Regions from separate parts of the Homo sapiens genome. Here all the other regions are linked to region 2. A link is an interaction called in ENCODE POLR2A ChIA-PET data of the cell type or tissue named here. Cell type or tissue: MCF 10A. All regions are shown on one strand. Region 1 overlaps TEAD1 (TEA domain transcription factor 1). Region 2 overlaps TEAD1 (TEA domain transcription factor 1). Region 3 overlaps TEAD1 (TEA domain transcription factor 1).

Region 1 (2,500 bases), 90 kb before region 2:
CAGGCACCTTGGCATGGCACTCGGACCCGCAACGACACAATGCTGGCTCCTGTACCCCTCCCCCAGGAGATATTTTCATTTCTAAGCACATCAGGGCTGTGCCCTTCCAGGCCTCCATGCCTTTATCACATGTTCCTTCAGCCAGAATGCCCTTCCCTTCTCCTTTTCCCCAATGGGGCAAGTCTGAACCTGTGCTCCAGAACTTGCCTGAAGTTACATGCAACAGTCCTAAAACTACATACAAATATGTGATTTTTCTGGGGGAAAGGGTCCATAGCTTTCCACAGATTCTCCAAGGGGTGGAAATCCAAAATAATCTATAATCCAAAATAAGTTTAAAAACCGCTACATGATCTTTTTCCCAAAGTTCAAAGTTAGCTAAGTCTGTCTGTCTCATGCTCTCTTTCATTCTCAAACATATACAAGTCAATTCCCCAATCATAAATGATCACACTTTGTGCTGCTCCACTACTAAACCAGGTATATCTCTAGTACAGAATATACTTCCTTCCATATCAATATTGGAGTCATTTGTATTGACTGGCTTGGTTGTAAATGTCAGCTCCACAGCTTATTTACTATGTGACCTCAAGCAAATAACTTGACCTTGCTGGACCTCACTTTCCTCAGCAGCAAAATGGGCATAATTACAGTACCTATATTATTGGGTTGTTTTTGAGGAATAATCAAGATCGCACATCCTATAGCAATGGGAAAGTGCCTGGTATGTTAACTGCTCACACAGGTCAGCTTTTTAAGTTATTTTATGTCTGTTGTCCCCATCACATTCAAAGCACAGTGCAGGCCCTCAATAAATGATTTATGAATCCACATCTTCCTGAATCCCAGGGCTCATCCACTGCCACAGAAAAGCTGTTGGAAAGCATAACTTGGTAATACTTTCATGTTCTTTTCCTTCTACCTCCCTTATGACCAATTCTTGAGCCATCTTTAATTAGCTACTTTGTACCCGGATTGCACATGAGCTCACACCTTGTGCATACACTTTTGCATACCCCCCACACATTAAGCTTCCCAATCAAAATGCTGATGACGCTGGCCCTGCTATTCTCACAGGAACCAAACTATTTCAAAAATTCCCCATTACTCATCTGTTCTGAGCATTCCAGAATTAACCCTTGCTCTGCTATTGTCCATATTTTGTGCAGAAATCTTTTCTATCTCTTCAACTAACATTTGCCAACATAAAAAATAGGGCTTCTTCTTTCTCAATCTAAGATCATTAAATAAACATCTTCCTCTTTTTTTCCTTCTTTTTTTCTAGCCACTTCCTCCCACAGGAGAGGCCCTCAGGGCTTACAGGCTTAATCACCTACGTTCTCTGTTTGAACCATAATTCATCTCCCATAAGCATTTATTCAGCAAACATTACTGACACCTTCTATATTCCAGGCCTTGAAATACATCCTGTGATCGGTGGGGTCCCGGCTTTGGGAGCTTCTAGCCTGTTCTACCACATAGCTGTTTGTTTCACGCTTCTAACCAATTAACTTGAAATAACACCCTGAATCAGAGGTCCGAAAGAGGAAATCAAAGATGCCACATGATGTTCATATGGAGCTCCGAGAAGAACACTTTGCCAAGGCCTGGAGACCCTCCAGGGCTGGGAGTCTATGGCCATTTCCACACCAGGGCTCTGGGGCCTCCACTGACAAAGCCTACCTCCCTGATCCTCAAAGAGCTGTTATGAGAACATACTATCTTATAAAAGGATGATTCTGCAATTTTTTGACCAGTCCTCTGCATCCAGAGGAGTGTAGCGACCACAGGTTTCAGTCTCTTTGCTGTACTGACTAATCAATACATACTCCCACTTACTTGTGTGCACTCTCATTCTGATACCCCCTTGTCAGTTCTGCCACTACCTCATTTAAAAAGCCCTCTTTCCTCTTCTGACTTCTGCTCCTATGAAGTAAAGAAAGATGCAATCCTAAGTCCTATGCTGTCCTGGTGGGCAGGGCACAGGTCAGCAGCGGGGGAGGACTGACTAGAGACACCCTCCCCCTCATCTTCGCTGGTCCTCACAATTCAGGTCTCTGGGGCTGACCAGTAGTCCTGGTATCCCAGTAAGAAAGGGTCCTTCCTTGGAGCTGACCTAAGCAAGGATCCTGAAGACATCTGCTTGCAAAAGGAGAAAGTCAATAGTGGCCAGGAAGATGTCTGGAAGCAACAGCTCTGCCCAGACTGCTTATAGGATCCTAGGGCACTAGAATCTTCCAGACATCCTCCTGGCCACTACCGAGGCCAGGCTTGTGATCTGGGATCCTCTCCGCTATGTTATTTGAGATGATTTCTTCCTGCCAGCAACAGGCCAGGTGCCCTCGACCTTGGTAGCCAAGAATAGGCTTCAAAAGGCTAAGTGGAAGGTGACCATCTTCAAAGGGCTCTCAAACTTCTCAGAAAGCTTTGGCACACAGTCCTGACCTCAGGTCAGTTTCCTGCAAATGAACTTGAGATAGCTCCATGAGGGCAGGGACCA
Region 2 (2,500 bases):
AGCTGAGGCAAGAGTTCCCCTACCAATCCATCAGTAGGGGAGATTTTAGTTTTGCTTCAGCTTCACTGGACACTTGAGTGGTGTTCTGGAAGCATTTTCCACTTTCACAAGTTCTAAGCATGAAGGAAGCTGCTTCTTGCCTCCAAATTACAAATGGCACATTCCCTGATTTCAAATTATATAAATGGTAATAATTTTTGCATTTTACGGCTAAGGTAAAATTTAAAGATGAAAGGAAATGAGGGAGGTATTCTGAATGCATAACAAAACTAGAAACCTTTCATCAAAATTTAAAAACAGTATCAAACTTACTCCTTCAATATTTAAAGCAAAAGCAACTTTGAATTAAGAGAATTTCTCGGCTCAGACAATATGAAATGCTATTAAGTATCTGTTTTCTGTTTTTCTCTCAATGACAATACATGACAAGGTCTTCTAAGTGCCCAGGATTTCAAGATGGGGCTGATGGTTCCTTCAGCTAATGGAGCTCTAACTCTAACCAGCATTGTCTCTCAAAGGCTTTGAGATGAAAAGGCAGCCAGGGAGAAAGGATTGAAAGAGATTCCACCAAAGGAAGCATCGGCTCACAATGGTTTCAGAATCAGTTAGCCCCCAAGACACCCCCAGCCACAGTAATGGGTGATCTGAAAATGAAGCATATCAAAATGCTATTGATAAGCTAAATTACCAGACAGCTTATCTGAGGCCCACATCCGCCATATGGTGCCCCAAGTTCTGCCGCCTGTTGCTGCCATAACAATAGGCACGCCTACCCAGAAAGCACCATCAGACAGAAACCCAGCAGCGGCGGCATGTGGGGCAGCTACTGTGTTTACATTTTATTTTGTGCCATTAGCTTTGTTCCTCCCCCTATCCCAGTAGGGATTTGAAACACACACACACTTAATGTCACAAATCCCTGTTACCTGCAGAATGCATGCATGCAGTCTGCATGTGAGCACGTGTACGGGGATAGATCAGGTGAACAGAGAGAAAACCAGATGTCAACTTCAGAAATGGAGCTGCCCAGTGGGGGAGGGCGAGCCAGGCAGGCTCCCAGCTAGAGCTGCAAGCAGACAATGCGCTTTTCTCAACAGGCTCGGGCGGGCGGGCCTCGGGGAGTGGCTATTTAAAACACTTGGCTCCTTTTATTTCACCACCACGGAAGTGAATTCGGTTCTTAAGTGCCAGAGCAAATGAAGTCATTTGGTTTCCGCGGGCTCTCCGCATCTCAGCAGAAGGAGTCAGGCTGGACGAAAGTCGGAAGGCCCATCTAAGTTGTTCTTTCTTACAATTAAAATTGATTCCTGGAGGATTAGGCGCTTGGGCTTCATTTAGTTTTTTTCTTTGAAAAGCTATTAAAGTCAAAGAAAAATTAAGGGATACAGACACTGGGATGAAAGCCGTCAAAGACGACTCCCTTCACAAAATGCCATCAAGTCACAGAGTAAAGAAGGAACAGATAAAGCAATTACCTTCTAAAGGCTTGGTTGGTATAAAAGATTAACAATGATTTCTGTCAAATACATTCATAACAATTGCGTATTTCTCTCTTAGAAGACTCCCATTTTTGCAGATGGTAATAAAATATTCATTTATTTAGTTTACTATCTATTAGAAAAACACTGGTTTTCAAAGAGAACTCAGCAGTGTGTAGCATCAGGTTATACAAAAATGCTTGGATACAGAGCAAAGCAAAAAAACAGTCTCTTTCTTAATATTCGGATCTATTGAATTATTACAGAAAGGCACTCATTTCATTCCCCTAGATTTACTCACACCTAAGCAGACAACATTCTTGGATGAACTTTTCAAATTTTCTTAAACATTCCAAGTTTAAAAAAAAAAATCCCCTTTCAAGTTAAATTGAGATTGCACTTGAACACCATCCAAGAGCAGAGCTGAACTGAATTATGATAATTAGAAAGCTGTGCCTATTAAAAAAAAAAGCAGCACAGTTGATGCATTTTTTTAAAAAAGTTCATGCCAGAGAATATAAGTTCAATATGTTCTCACATAATTAACATTTCCCACCATTAGCAGCAGTTTTTCAGTTTATGTATCAGTAAGAACAACAGTGTTGTATATTCCCAGTCAAGAGTGTTTCAGTCACTTTACACATACATCTAAACCTGTCAGATGCCTAAAAGCAACCAGAATTTCCCATTAGAGATGACGGATGCTTAACTTGTTCATCAATAAGCCAGCTTTTTCTTTTAAGCCCATTTTCCAGGGTCCCATGCCTGCAAATTAAAACTGCTAATGAAATCCTAGGACAGAGCCTTCAAAACAAATGTGAATCACGAAAAAGGATAGAAAGCATTGCATTAGGATAGTAAAGACCAGTTTTAAACAAGGCGGGGTGGGTGTAGTGCATGTAACACACCCTTCCCTTGGCCTGCCACAAAGGTAGAAAAAAGATAGGTTTTTACGAGGACCTTCCCCCTACTCCCCACCACCACCACCACTACTACCATTATCCAATCAAGAAGAGGAAACG
Region 3 (2,500 bases), 160 kb before region 2:
TTTTCAAACAGGAATTTCTAACACGTTGAAAGAAAAAACTATGAGGAAAAGGTGATTTTACTCTAATCTCTGGACTCTTAGTTCTTAAGAGGAAAAAGAGATAAGCAAATGTGAAGTTTTTAACCTTGGATTAAAATTTGTCTTCTTAAAAACAATGGCGGCACTACCATAAAGACCTTGTAACTAAATTATTTACATTTATTTAAACATTAAAATGCTAAAACAAAAAAAAGCTTTAAGTCATGATGGGTGAAAATAAGAAACTGGCATAAAGAAAAGTTTCTGAATATTTAATGTACATTCTTTACAGTTTATATAAATTCAAGTTAAAAGAATCTCCAAAGAAAATAACTTGAATAATTTAGCTATAAGAGGACTTCACAACCAACAAAATGTCATTTTTAAGCAACAAGGTAATTTATAAAGTAAAAGAAAACGGAAATGATCTAATAGGAACATGGGCTGATTATTCCTTTAATATTAGGCTTCGTGGTCAATGGTTGGTTATTTAACCCGGCTCCAGTTTTAATAACAAAAAAGTGACCACAGAAACATCTGATTTTTAAAAAGAACAAGTTTTCAGCGCCATAAATGAGATGCATGCAATTATGGCTGGCAAGACATCAACAATGAAATATTCCATACATGGAGTTATTTCATGTGGTTTTAAAACTTTATTCTTTTCTCTAGACTTTTTAAAACACAAACTGAAAAGTAAAACAAAATAAACAACCAAACCCTGCAGATTTGAAAAGATTTAGCTTTTGTGAATAACAATCCATTAGATTAATATTTTGTCAATGTCACTTGTCACAACAAAAGCAGCAGCATTTATAATTTACTCTAAGACTGGTTTAATTAAAATTCAAAAAACCACAACAAAGCTATATTGAATTTCATTTCCCGCATTGTAATTACTTACTTCGTAGCTGACTATAAACAGTATTTTATTACATCCACAAAAATGCGTTTAAAAACTAACAGTAATTCGTAGACACTGGAAGAACTGAGGGAACAAGTCCTGTCACTTCTACTTTGAATAGAGTGCTACTTTCTACTTTAGTGTGACATAAGGAACGAGGATGCATGATCTTTTCCAATCTGAGGGGATCTATAGATCTGACAACATTACCTACCCTTAGAGCTGGGCTCGGACTCCTTGTGAACACAGATTTGGCAGAGCAAGATCTATGTGCACCCTCCCAAGACCAAGAAAGGGCCTGACTTGGCTCAAATCCAACAATGAGACAATAGAGGCTGCCAGGCATGATGGATGACTTAAAGGACTTAAAACCACCATTTGCATCCTCCCAGATAAACAATTAGCTAGAAAAAAAATTTTTTTTTTCCTGGAAGCAACTTCCAATGCTGTTACTCTGCCTAGCAGAATAGAGTTAGTTTAGTGAAATTAGAACAAAATTTGAAAATGTCTCAGACAAATGTTCTTAAAGTATCTCACTGGAATTAGAAGAAATAAACCATTCATTTTAGATTTTTTAAGTTTAGAATTTTAAAAGTTAGAAAAGGCTTTGATGCTTATAACTCTCTTAAAGTTAGTGTCAGAAGGTTTTCAATATATTTACTTAGTTCATTTTTGTATTCCTTCTTCCTTCATTTGAAATCCATGTAATTCTTAAAGGCAGCATAATAAAAAAAAATTCACTTATTGGACAAGGCAGGCAGGCATAAACACGATTTAAGCATGAAAAAAAGGAAACGGCCTTCAGACATGCTTGCCAGATAAAAATCAGTGGTTCTGAACCTGCATACAAGCAATTTTCTGGAGCTCATGAAGACCCAGGAGAGAATGCTTGAGAAACGACAGAGAAATCTCTTAAAAGTCACCCTGCATTTCTCTAGAATGAATTTACAGGACAGGCTAAGAGTATCTCCGGAAGTTCACCAAGCCTCCATTAATAAATGAGGCAGCAGTGTGGTTTCCGTGGCAACAGACTCCTAACTCCCGCAAGCTTAGTGCACAACTGCCAAAGATTTCTCCTCAAATCTCAACTTCCTGTTTCCAGGTACTGACAAAACCAAACATACTTTTAAGCCCAGGGAAACAGCAACAGTGTAAGGGTTTTCAATAGGTATTCTCGTAACGGTGGTTTGGTCAAAAGTGAGGTGGACTAGGCAGCTCCATCTTGCTGCAGAGATTTGGAGAACACTTTTAAAGGGAGCTAAGAGCCCCCTGAGAACGTTCAGTGAGTTAAATACATTTGCTGTAATATTATAATGTGTTATGACAAGCTATATATCATTATAATAGGTTCCCATGATTCACATTTGCCTGTTTTGTTTTGTTTTGTTTTGTTTTTTTCCTCTGCTCTGTGGAAATGATTTGGGGGTTTGGGTAAGCTTGATTCAGAATTCGGCACATGAGGAAAGCCGACTACATTTCTTTAACATATGTAACCTTGAGGTTTATAGGAGAGGTCACGATACATTTTAAAAGAGACCTTCCCAGACTATTTCATATGAACGGGTAAGTGTGGAAAAG

What was found. ChIA-PET counts read pairs that join two places held together with the same protein. Peaks named below come from ENCODE experiments on the same cell type or tissue, not always from the same donor. Only the 100,000 strongest peaks of a DNase experiment are listed, where the experiment ranks them.
Region 1: POLR2A ChIA-PET joins it to region 2 with 64 read pairs; 8 of 35 experiments call an interaction of 5 or more read pairs at or near these places.
Region 3: POLR2A ChIA-PET joins it to region 2 with 44 read pairs; 3 of 35 experiments call an interaction of 5 or more read pairs at or near these places.

Annotation. Positions count from the first base shown.
Region 1 is chr11:12,768,758-12,771,257 of GRCh38, reverse strand. All of the region lies in intron 3 of TEAD1 (TEA domain transcription factor 1), which reads right to left. Among named protein-coding and RNA genes, the nearest start is that of TEAD1, 96 kb to the right of the region's middle. In MCF 10A, no CTCF peak of the experiment used is centred here; DNase peaks (open chromatin) are centred at 27 and 1,047.
Region 2 is chr11:12,679,098-12,681,597 of GRCh38, reverse strand. All of the region lies in intron 2 of TEAD1 (TEA domain transcription factor 1), which reads right to left. Among named protein-coding and RNA genes, the nearest start is that of TEAD1, 5.9 kb to the right of the region's middle. RefSeq lists enhancers at 1-562, 582-876, 563-1,280, 844-1,403. In MCF 10A, no CTCF peak of the experiment used is centred here; a DNase peak (open chromatin) is centred at 1,137.
Region 3 is chr11:12,841,884-12,844,383 of GRCh38, reverse strand. The region is part of intron 3 of TEAD1 (TEA domain transcription factor 1); the gene reads right to left. Among named protein-coding and RNA genes, the nearest start is that of TEAD1-AS1, 80 kb to the left of the region's middle. RefSeq lists an enhancer at 1-599. In MCF 10A, no CTCF peak of the experiment used is centred here; DNase peaks (open chromatin) are centred at 1,233 and 1,943.